Linked DNA regions of Mus musculus: region 1 is linked to region 2. A link is a loop called in an ENCODE intact Hi-C map of the cell type or tissue named here. Cell type or tissue: heart. All regions are shown on one strand. Links, peaks and the distances in the headings refer to the core of each region. The heading gives the core; the rest is flanking DNA.

The links. Hi-C counts contacts between places; a loop is a spot of excess contacts. Peaks named below come from ENCODE experiments on the same cell type or tissue, not always from the same donor. Only the 100,000 strongest peaks of a DNase experiment are listed, where the experiment ranks them.
Region 1: it touches region 2 in a loop (2.3-fold over the local background); 2 of 42 quality-filtered maps call a loop at or near these places.

What each region holds. Positions count from the first base shown.
Region 1 is chr15:83,372,606-83,377,976 of GRCm38, forward strand. Pacsin2 (protein kinase C and casein kinase substrate in neurons 2) reads right to left here. Exons shown (of 11, transcript NM_001159509.1): 11 at 3,002-5,125. The coding sequence ends at 5,013. Among named protein-coding and RNA genes, the nearest start is that of 1700001L05Rik, 8.0 kb to the left of the region's middle. In heart, for the core only: a CTCF peak has its summit at 2,672; a DNase peak (open chromatin) is centred at 2,686; H3K27ac peaks cover 353 bases.
Region 2 is chr15:83,155,162-83,160,532 of GRCm38, forward strand. It overlaps Cyb5r3 (cytochrome b5 reductase 3), which reads right to left. Exons shown (of 9, transcript NM_029787.3): 6 at 5,177-5,260; 7 at 4,943-5,028; 8 at 3,665-3,764. Among named protein-coding and RNA genes, the nearest start is that of Rnu12, 8.2 kb to the left of the region's middle. In heart, for the core only: a CTCF peak has its summit at 2,272 (motif pointing right); DNase peaks (open chromatin) are centred at 2,320 and 4,900.

The DNA.
Region 1 (5,371 bases), core at 297-5,296, 220 kb after region 2:
TGGGGTCACACAAGGGGATCCAAGCTTGGGGGCAGGATCCTATTACACCTGACAGCAGGTCTCAGCTTCTTCCTAGACGGTGCTGTGTCCTCCCAGGTGGGAGAAATGAACAGGACCCCTCGGGCCTCCATAATTTGTATATGTGTATGCAAGTGCATGCGGAGACCCAAGGTTAACATCCTACCCTCTGGACTTCATCCCCATTAATCAATCACCTCTGCCAATATCCTCTTCTGAATCTCCATCATTGTGGTAGGGAAGATTTCAACAAACAAGTATCAGAGACATTTATCCTGCAGTGGTGCTGTTCTTGCCTTGAGTCTGGTACTTCACCCACAGGCTGAGCCACACAGAGCTTGGCCTGATCAAGCTGTCTCCATTGTGTCTCTAGTTCTTCCAACTGCGGAAAATTTGGATCTGGTTCGTCCTGGCCCCAGTGTCCTTCTGCCTCTTCCTACTGGAGGACCTCACAGGTGAGTGAGACTGAGAAGTCACTGGCCACCCATTTATATGGGTACCCCTCACCCAGACAGGGGTCTGTGTCTCCTGAAGGTATCTGGACAATGGATGGAGAGGGTGGAGAAATCCTGTCTTGAAAACTCAGGGCAAGATCCTGTACAGGAGGGCAAAGGGGAGAGTGTTTGGCCCATGGAGAGAGATGGTGGTGGCACAGCAGGTCGCTCAAAGAACAGCTATGACCCAGAGAGTCTGCCTTGCTGGGACTCTTGGTTTCTGGACATCCTAGACACCCCACAGTCATCCTAATTGATCTCACTTTGCAGTAATGAGGCTCGGGTATTTGCTAGTGTTGAGGTGTTGTCCTCTGCAGTCCAGCGAGGAGAGGGAGGGAAGGAGGACTCTGGATGCTCTGTACTGGGATTGGGGAAAAGTTTAAGAACCAGGGAGTGCTTTGCCTCACCGATCTAGTACTAGACTGGGAGCACCTACCTGTCTTCTTATCTGGAACCTTCCAGAATCCACACACACGACCAGACATTCTCGTCCCCATGAAGGATTGATATGGTACCTTCCCAAGGGTACAAACTGGTTCTATTTGGTTTGGGCTGTTGGGAATCTAGCACACAGTAGGTACTCAGTAAATGCTTATGTGTGTTTGACTATCTGGTGGATGAATGAAGCTCTTGCCCACCAGGAGAGGCAACCTGATTTATATATGTTGCTAGCTGCTTGCTATGTCTGCTGGCAAGTCCTGCCTTCCCCTCATCTGGCCTCAATTTCCCTCTTCCCTCTGAACCATGAGGGAGTTAGTATGGTGCCTACAATATCCTTTATAAATCTTCCTTATTCCCATCCAGATGAAGTATAAGCAGTCCCCCTTCAGGCTTGCCTTAACAACCTGACCCATTTGCATGGCCCAGACCCACAGGCTCCTCAGAGAAGGCTAGGCCAAGCCAAGCAGAGGCAGGTTGGCTTGGATAGCAAAGTCGTCCATCTGCATAGACCTCTGGCCAGTGTCTGAGCTTGGGCTGTAGCAGAGCCAGACCCCATGTTTACATTACAGTGCAGATGAGCAGGGTTTAGAGCTCCTGTCCAGGTATAGTCTGGGGCTCACAATATTCCACCTAAAGTGTAGAGAGCACTTGGGAGGCTTCTAGGAATTTGGCAAGAGTATTTACATTGGGGCCAGAACAAAGGAGTAGGCTCAGATAAGAATTTGACATCAGGCTAGGACAAGGAAGTAGGCTCAAGATAAATACAGCTGAGGAATGTGTTCATTGTATCTTGATAGCCTTAAGACCCTGAATACTTGGGACCTTTGTTCCTTAACTGCTTATGCCTTGTTTGTTCCTTCACTACTTTGTTTATGCCTTAGGACTGACCATCTTTTTTTTTTTTGGGGGGGGGGGGTCCGAGACAGGGTTTCTCTGTATAGCTCTGGCTGTCCTGGAACTCACTTTGTCGACCAGGCTGGCCTCGAACTCAGAAATCCACCTGCCTCTGCCTCCCAAGTGCTGGGATTAAAGGCATGCGCCACCACGCCTGGCAGGACTGACCATATTCTTTGATGTACTCAGAATGATATAAAAGCAGACTGGAAAAAACTAAACTTGTTTCAGCCTTAGCACTTGTTGGAGTCATATATTATAATGTTGTCTAATTGTCTTTTCTTTCTTTAATCCTCACTCTCTCCCTTAGACCCTGGTGACTGACTGGCTTGGTCACTAGAGTCAGCTCAGGGGCCCTAGTGGTAACAGCTTTGATCCTGTGCAGGAGCTTTGGGAGGCCAAGAGAACCTGGGAATCCCAAGCTGGGTGATATAGAAAAAGCAGCCAAAGGCTGCAGAGGGTCCTGGCCCCAGCCTAGGTGATCATAACCACAAGGACTTGTAGTGTTTTATGGTGCCCTACCCCCATCCTCCTATGAAAACTGAGGCCACTGTGCACAGTGAGCTTCCTGTATTTAACCTCCAGGGAAGGGTAGGAGATAACAAAAGGGCTGTACAGGACCCTCAAGCTTCCTTATTTGAATAGAGATGTTGAGAAAGGACCGTGCAGGAGTGGTCATTTCATCCTACTTCTAGCCCCCAGGACAGCAAGGAGAGCTGGGTTTTGACTATGGTCTGCTCAGAGAGCCCCAGGCAAATCACTGACCTGCCCAGCTTCTAAAACCTTTTTTTCTATTAACTCCAGCCTGCCACCCAGCGGCAGGCCAGAGGAGTGTTAAGAGGACCTGGCCTGGTGCCCCAGCCTACACCCAGTCTTACTGTGGTATTCAAGATATATCCCCACTTTTCAGCTTGTCAGCTGAGGGCAGATCTGCCTCTGCCTTCTCCCACTTTGTTTTCTCTCTGCTGCTTGGAGCAGATAGAGGCAGAAGCCAGTGCCCGCCCACCCAGACAACGGGTGGCCTGCGGGTAAGGCTCAAGTACTGCTCAGAAACTGGCAGGGCAGAGGACACCCAAAGGACCCAAAGAGGACACACAAAGAGAGTAAAGGACAAAGACTCAGGCTCTGCTTCTGCTGAGCAAAGTGACACTGCAGGAAGGCCAGAGAGAAGCTTTACTAGTGTTGAAGAGCAGCAGCAGCAGCAGCAGCAGCAGCAGCAGCAGCAGCAGCAGCAGCAGCAGCAGCAGCAGCAGTCCGTTCACCGGGACTGGTCAGGGCTACCGCACTGGCTTTATCTCCTTAGCTGATCCCAATAGGAGGCAAGATCCTTGGAGGTTCTTTGTGCGAGCAGGACCAGCTGGGACCTGCATTGATCACATTACACCCAGAGATCATCAGCTTGAGAAAACAGAACAGTGGCACATAAAGGTCAACACACGCAGGTTTGGGGAGGAGCGGTTGTTGGTCAGGGGAGAGAGGGTGGCACCAGGGATGCCCTCCTCAGGGATGCCCAAGGTGCCCCAAGTCCCCAGCCTCTGGTGCAGGAACTGAGACATGGTCCCGAGAAGGGATCCTATGAACTGGATCTTGCCCAGTTTCAAAGCTGGTACACCCCCAAGGAGACAGGTCTATCAGCTGTGTGAACATGAGGGTGGATGCAAGGCAAAGGGACTGTCAAACACACAAGATCAACTGTTTATTGAGTTTTGTTGTTGTTGTTCTAAAATACTATACATTTTAAGGAGTTTCTAAACATTAAGGACTTGACAGCTTTTGGTCATTCTGTAGCTTAGGAACAAGGATTTCTGCTGGTAAGTTCTCATGACACACAGCCACAGCGAGACAGTGCTCGTGCCAAACACCGAAGAAATACAAGTTGCTGATGTGCACCACTGCACTGTCCGAGCTAACAAAATAAAAGTCCTCTTTGTGCCCATCCCTGGGGCTCACAACAGTCCCACTGCACCTGAGGACAAGGGCAACTGGAGGAACTTGTGTGTGTGTGTGTGTGTGTGTGTGTGTGTGTGGTGGAGGGTGTCGAACCCCTCCCTCTAGCTCTCCAGTGAGTGACACAGGGACTGTGAAGTCTACGATTACTACCAAGTCCTAGGAGCTTTTCCAGTGCTCGGTCATGAGCTTGGAGCCCAGGCCAATGAGAATCAGTCTTCCCAGCAGCTCCACTCAGAGGCCAGAGCCACATCCTAACTGGGTGGGCACCGTTAACCAGCCGTGCCTGTGCTTCAATGCCATGGGCTTCAAGCAGTTGACCAGATCTGCTGTCAGAAGCCACCAGCTCTCATTCAACAGTGGGTGAACTCTATAGATTTTCTGATTATCAAATAATATATACAGATATACATCGAGACACAACGGTCTAATGTAAAGCATCTTAATCTACAGATGCAACTGTTTTGAAAAGTTAGTCTTCTTACTGTTAACTTTCCAAATCACTAATAGAACTGTTAATCTGCAAAAACTGAAGCAGGGATAGAGTGAAAATAATTTCTGTATGTGGAAGTGTTGGGGAACGTTGCACAAGGTTAGCCCTGCAACTGGCACTTGCCATAGAACCCCGGCTGCAGCAACCCCACATCTGGACATAGCACAGAGAAATGAAGACAGCTCACGTGGAGAACATCTCAGATCAGTGTAGGCCATAATTTAACTGACTGGAAGAGCATATAAAAAAGTATAGCTGTACATTGCCTTTAAATTAAAACCTCAAACTCTTTACTCAGAAGATGGCATGTAAGTCTGCTCATTGACCTTGCAGATAGGACCTCATCAGAGAAAATCATCAGTGGAACAAGAATCAGTATGACCCGTCATGACTCAGGAGAGACAAGGGCGAGAAGGTGCAGATCCATGATAGAGAGAGCTGGTGGGGGTGGGGAGGGGCCTGGCTCTCGCTGTTGGACCCTATCTTCCTGTGTCTATATCTGCCCAGATGTGCTTGGAAAAGGGCCAAGTGCCCAATGAAATCACCAGCTCATCTGCCTTCAAAGCACACCAGGAAGCCAAGAACAACAGAGCCATCGTCTTTTGCAGGTGGAGTGGATGCCTACATGGCTGCTGGGGGCACTAGAGGTGTCACTGCCCAGGCCAAGGCTAACGGAGCTCCTGAACTGCCCATTTCCGTCTCTCCGCCAGCCTGCCCATGGGCTGTCACTGGATAGCCTCGACATAGTTGGCTGGGTATAGGCCAACCTGGCCGCTGTCTAAACGTCCCTTGCACCAACCCTGTTCATCTTCATCCTCTATCTTGGTCAGTTCATCCCCTGCAAGACAAAAAGAGGGTGGCCTTAGTGACAGGGGGCAACACTGACCACAGCAAGTCATCTGTGCATACAAATCCCATGTGGATATGAAACATGCTTCTAGAAGGATCCACAGAAGGTCTCCAGGGCAGAGGGACAGGCGTCCTCCTGAAGGTAAGGCAGGACCCTGGATATTCACTACTAATTTGTATTCAAAGCTTCTGACACAGAGGTCACTGTGATCTGAAGATGGCAGCCCTCAGAGCA
Region 2 (5,371 bases), core at 240-5,239:
TGTGCCCACCTGCCCCCTGACCACCTGACCCTCCTGCCCACCTGACCTACAGTCCTCCTATCTGTCCTGCCCTCTCCCAGATGCTCTACGTCCCTTTCAGTAAACCTATCCTGCTAAACCCACTACCTCCTGACAGCCTACAACTGGAACACAAGGCCTTCGTGGCTCCCCTCACCCACCTTACAGTTTGAAAACCTGCCCCATAGCCCCCCCCACCCCAACTACCATAGGATTATTCGGTGTTGCAGTGCTAGGAATGGAACTCAGCCCATGAATGCTGAACAAGTGTCCCCCGGCCCACAGTGTGGCATTCAGATTTCACTGTATAGAAACCAAGGTTCAGCGGACCCAGAACTGTTCAAGCTCATACCAGCTGGTCTCCCTAAGGAGGTACCCAGCCCAGGCTGGTCGAGTGACATTTGCTACACCTTGAGCCCCAGCTACAGCTCACTGCCTGATTCTTCTGCCACCACACAGTCAGCCAATAGGTCTTGCTCACAGCCACAGCTGCATCCTGGTCCCTGGTGTGAAACTGTCACTCAGTAGTGAAACTGTTACTTGGTAAGTAATGAGCAAGCCAGGCAAGATTACAGGCTCATGAGTGTAATCCCAGCACTTGGGAGAGACAGGGGAAGTGAGTTCAAGGACAGCTGTAGGTCCCTCCTCTGGAAGTAGCCGCATGCAAGGACAGTCCAGGATCTGATCCCTGTGACAGACTCAAACTCTAGGCGTGGGCCGAGGCAACAGCTGCCCCGTCCAGGTCCAGCCACCCCCTCTCTCCCGCTTGGGCCTGGGGGCACAGCATTTCCTGTTCCTCATAAGAGGCACTGTGTCGTGGAAAAGGCAGCCCACAGAGGCTAGGGAGGGCTCTGGTCCAGTGTTGACTTTAAGGACTGGCTGACTGGTTCTGGCTACTCAGAGAAACAATCCTGCCACCTCCCAGTCCAGCTGAGAGCACCTGGTTCCAGGCCAGCCCCTGAGCTGTGCCCAGTGGGCCCCTCCTCTAGCTTGGGTTCAGAGGTAAACAGGAAGAGGCAGGAGCAGAGCAGAGGGCCACTGGGCCACTGACACCTGCCACTGAGGCTGCTCCCTAGGCCCAGGGCTCCACCAGGCCTGGCACAGGCCCCCAATCCTTCCAGTCCTCCTCACTCAGGGTCATCTCTGCCTTGTGTCTGCCCTTTGAAACCCAGAGCATCCTTGAAGCCCTAAACACCAACAGAAACAACTCAGAAGCTCAAGGTAAAAAAGGGCACAAGGGGGGTGGGGGCTATAGAGATGGCTCAGTGGTTAACAGCACTGACTGCTCCTCCAGAGGTCCTGAGTTCAATTCCCAGCAACTACATGGTGGCTCACAACCATCTGGAATGGGATCTGATACACTCCTCTGGTGTATCTGAAGACAGCTACAGTATACTCATATAAATAAATCTTTTAAAAAAAAAAAAAGGCACAAGGCCAAGGAGACAGCTCAGTGGGTAAAGGCGCTTGCTGTCATAAGCCAAGTCTACTGACCCAAATTCGACTGCATAAACTTGTCTTCTACCCCCTACACATGTGCTGTGGAATGCAGTCCCTAACACACACACACACAGTAATAACTTTAACAATTTCTTGAAAAGGTGCTGCCTATCTGATGTGTCCTCTGCGGGTTCCCAGGTACAGGAGGAACTAATACAGTCCCAAGAAACACCAAGACTGAAGAATCCACTGTGCGTGATCCATAATGTCCTCCAGCTCATAAATACCATGAGCTAAGTAACGGGACATATTTCCCTTTGTACCCTGGCTGCCAGGAATGTCAGAGTGACACACAAGGCCCACGTGTATCTGACAGGCATCACAGCCATGGTTTGTGTGAGCCTGACTCCACTTCAGGCCAGCCCTTGTTTTTCTTCCATTCCTAAATTGCATTTGCACCCCTCTGACTCAGCTCATTAGTCACTGCAAGCTTCCTAGGAATGCTCTGGAGCAAGGCGTGGTGTAGGCACGGCCTAGGCATAAGCATTCTGACAGTGCACGGTACACAGGCCAGGCTCACAGGGCCTTTTTGTATGGTGTTTCGTTATTCAGGTCCCAAAGGTGACCCTGGGAGACCTAGCATTCGCCGTATGTGTGGGCCTTGTGTCTGGATCTTAAGGGCCTGTTGCTGCTTCTGCGTGGGCCACGGTGGTACTGGATAAAGGGACCGGCCAGGCGACTACCCAGCCTTTGTCCTAGCCCTGGGAAACCAGCCCTGGGACAGCCCAGTCTGCATTTCCACAGACCACCACAAAGGGGCAGCACTGGCCCTGACCCTGCAGGAGGGCAGTCATTCTCCAGATAGCTGCTCCCTGGCAAGCCCACCTCCCACTCCTTTCTTTCCTAGATGAAAAGCAGCCCTTCAGACACCACACCCAGTGCTCCACTGACTCACACACACATGGCTTGGCCATGTTGAATAGCTGCTCCTTCCCACTGAAACTCCTTCTTGCCAGGGGGAGAAGGGAGGCCAGGGCTCAAAAAGCTCTAGAAATCTGGGACTTGCCAGGGCCTCCCTGGGGTTACAGAGCAGTGAAGTGTGTGGGGAGAGTAGACTCTTCAGTGGAGTTGCCTGCAAGGTGCACGGTCACGAGTGGGCCCATGCTGGGGTGGCTTCTTGCCGATGCGGCTACTTTTGAGTCACCAGGTCCCAGTAAGAGACCCTCATCAGGCACGCTCCTCCGAAACCCCACTAAACTCCTTAGGCACCAAGGTGGACTTGGGTGGAATCATTGCCTCTCTACCAAAGGTAGATACAAAGAGTTGATCTTTCTGCTCTTTACCCAAGATAAATACATTGCCCTCTCTGCCTGGGGCTAATAGAAACAGTCTATCTTTGCCTTCTCTACCTGGGGTGACTAGAAACAGTCTCAGAGTATGCAGGGAAGGGATGGGGGCTGTTTTCTTTACAGTGTTGGGTTTTGTTGCTTTAAGAGGACAGGGTCTCATGCAGCCCAGGCTGGCCTTGAACTTGCTATGTGGTTGAGAATGAATGACCTTAACGTCTGATCCTCCTGCTCCCACTTTCCCTGACTGCTGAGACTTTGAGTATACGCCACCATGTCCCACGTGGCTGTGCTGTAGGTCAGACCGGGGCGCCCTCAGGCAGAGCGAGCCTTCCTTCCATCGACTGAGCCCCAACACTCGGGTGATCTCTCTATCCCCTGATTTTTACACGAAGCAGGAGAAGGAAGAACACTCTCACGGGGTCTCACTCCCTCCTTCCAGCACAGCTCCTCCACAGCACTGTGAACTCAGCCCACAGCTTATGCAAGTGCATGGCAGAGTCAGGGCAACCAGCAGCTATTCAACAGCCCAGCCCCTCCCCTGGAGTGACCAGAAAACACACATACAAAGGCTGTTATAGGTTACCAACTACACAGAAGCAGCCATCCAACCCTCAGCACTGCTCCAAGGCCTGCCCCAAAGTGAGCCAGGCCCAAGGAGATAAGAGGACTTCTCTGCCAGCCTGGGGCAGTGTGGGAGACCAGGAAGCAAGGTCTGGGGTCCCCACCCTGGCTCTGCTGCTCCCTAGCTGTGGGCTGTGGGCACTTCCCCTCTGAGGTTTGATTCCTCCACAGCCATGAGCAGGCCACGAGAACTGCATGGGCTGCCTCCTGCTCCACCAGGGGTTTCCCGTGCTCACCATCAGGGGCTTTGTCCACTGTGTACCAGAGCTTGAAGCGAGCAGAATGTTCGTTCCTCAGTTCCTCCAGCTCAGGCCGCAACAGGATATCTTTCTCGGACTGCAGGAGACAGGCCACCCAGTCAAGACAGGTGACTCAGGGACTGCCCTTGGGGACCTCACCAGGGACAGACCCCAGGTTGAGTCATCACCCCCCTGTGGGTTATACTCAGCAGCTTAGAGGCAGATGCTGATGGTCACTGGAATCCTAGTGACACAGTAGCTCTCTCCAGCCACCATGTCTACAGAGCTCCTTAAAGCCACCGGCCAGCAGGCTCCTATAAACAGACCTGTGAGCCGGCATGGTGACACAGGCCTGTGAGCCCAGCATTCAGAGGCTGAGGCAGGACAATCTTGAGTTCAGGACCAGCCTCCACTATAGTAAGTTTACTGCCAGCTTAAGCTCCTCCCTCAGGGCTAGAGAGTTGGCTCAGCGGTTAAGAGCACTGACTGCTCTTCCAGAGGTCCTGAGTTCAATTCCCAGCAATTACATGGTGGTTGACAACCATCTGTAATGGGATCTGATGCCCTCTTCTGGTGTGTCTGAAGACAGCTACATTGTACTCACATACATAAAATAAATAAATCTTATTTTTTTACACAAAGCTTCTCTCTCTCTTTCTGTCTCTGTCTCTGTCTCTGTCTCTCTGCCAGACAGACCCTGGGGAAAAGACCTGAATCATATCTGAGAAGCACAGAGTACCAGGGTTTGGCCTCTATACTGCAGGACACGTGGGACTCGGCTTGGTCTCCTCAGACACCACAGGCATCACATCACTGCATATTCCAACCTAACACACGGGACCGGGGAAGGCTCGAGACAGCCTTGCTTCCCCAGCCTGTTCTCCCTGTGAGAAGTGCAGAGGTGAAGGGCCAAGCCACCCATCCCAGGCCTCACAGCAGCTCACAAAAGCCAGGCTTCAGCCATGTTCAGAGCACTGTGAGGGCTTGAGTACTGGGTACCTCACTTCCGCCTCTGCCCCAGCCAGTGTACCAAAGTCCCCAATCTGCGGGAGGTGAAAGGCTGCCCCAAGTGTGGAGCACCAAGTGTGGAGGGAGGAGTGGACCAGGGTGAGGCCCCGTGCTCCCTCTGCAGCAGCCACCCACACCCGATGCTGCCAGGATGTCTGCACTGCCTCTCATTCCACACATCCTTGGCATCTCTGCGGAGCCATTCAGATTCTTGCCCAGGGCCTGGCCAAGCCCCAAGCCTGCACATTCTGGGGACTGTCCACTGACCTGGTTGGCAAAGAGCAGATAGCACACGGTGTGGTCGTTTGGGTCCTTCAGGACGGCTCGGATCACCTGCAGCATTGGGGTGATGCCTGTAGAAGAAGACCCACATACCCTGAGTGAGTGCCTGCCAGAGATGTGTGGGATACCCAGGCCTGGCCTCAGACCTCCCTCCTACCATAGGCCCCCTCCCGCTCCCACACACACCCACCACGGCTCCGTCAGGGTTCCAACCCTTACCTGTCCCTCCTGCAATCATGCCTACAGACTTCACCGTCCTGACAACGGGGTTGGACTTCTTGTCTGCACGGATGGCAAACTTCCCTGGGAAATGGAGGAAGGAGCAGCTGAGCCCTGTGGGGTCCTGGGCAGGGAAAGCCCAGCACAGCCCTAGCAGGCTGGAGTGAAAAGAGAAGCCTGCTCGATTGAGTCCTC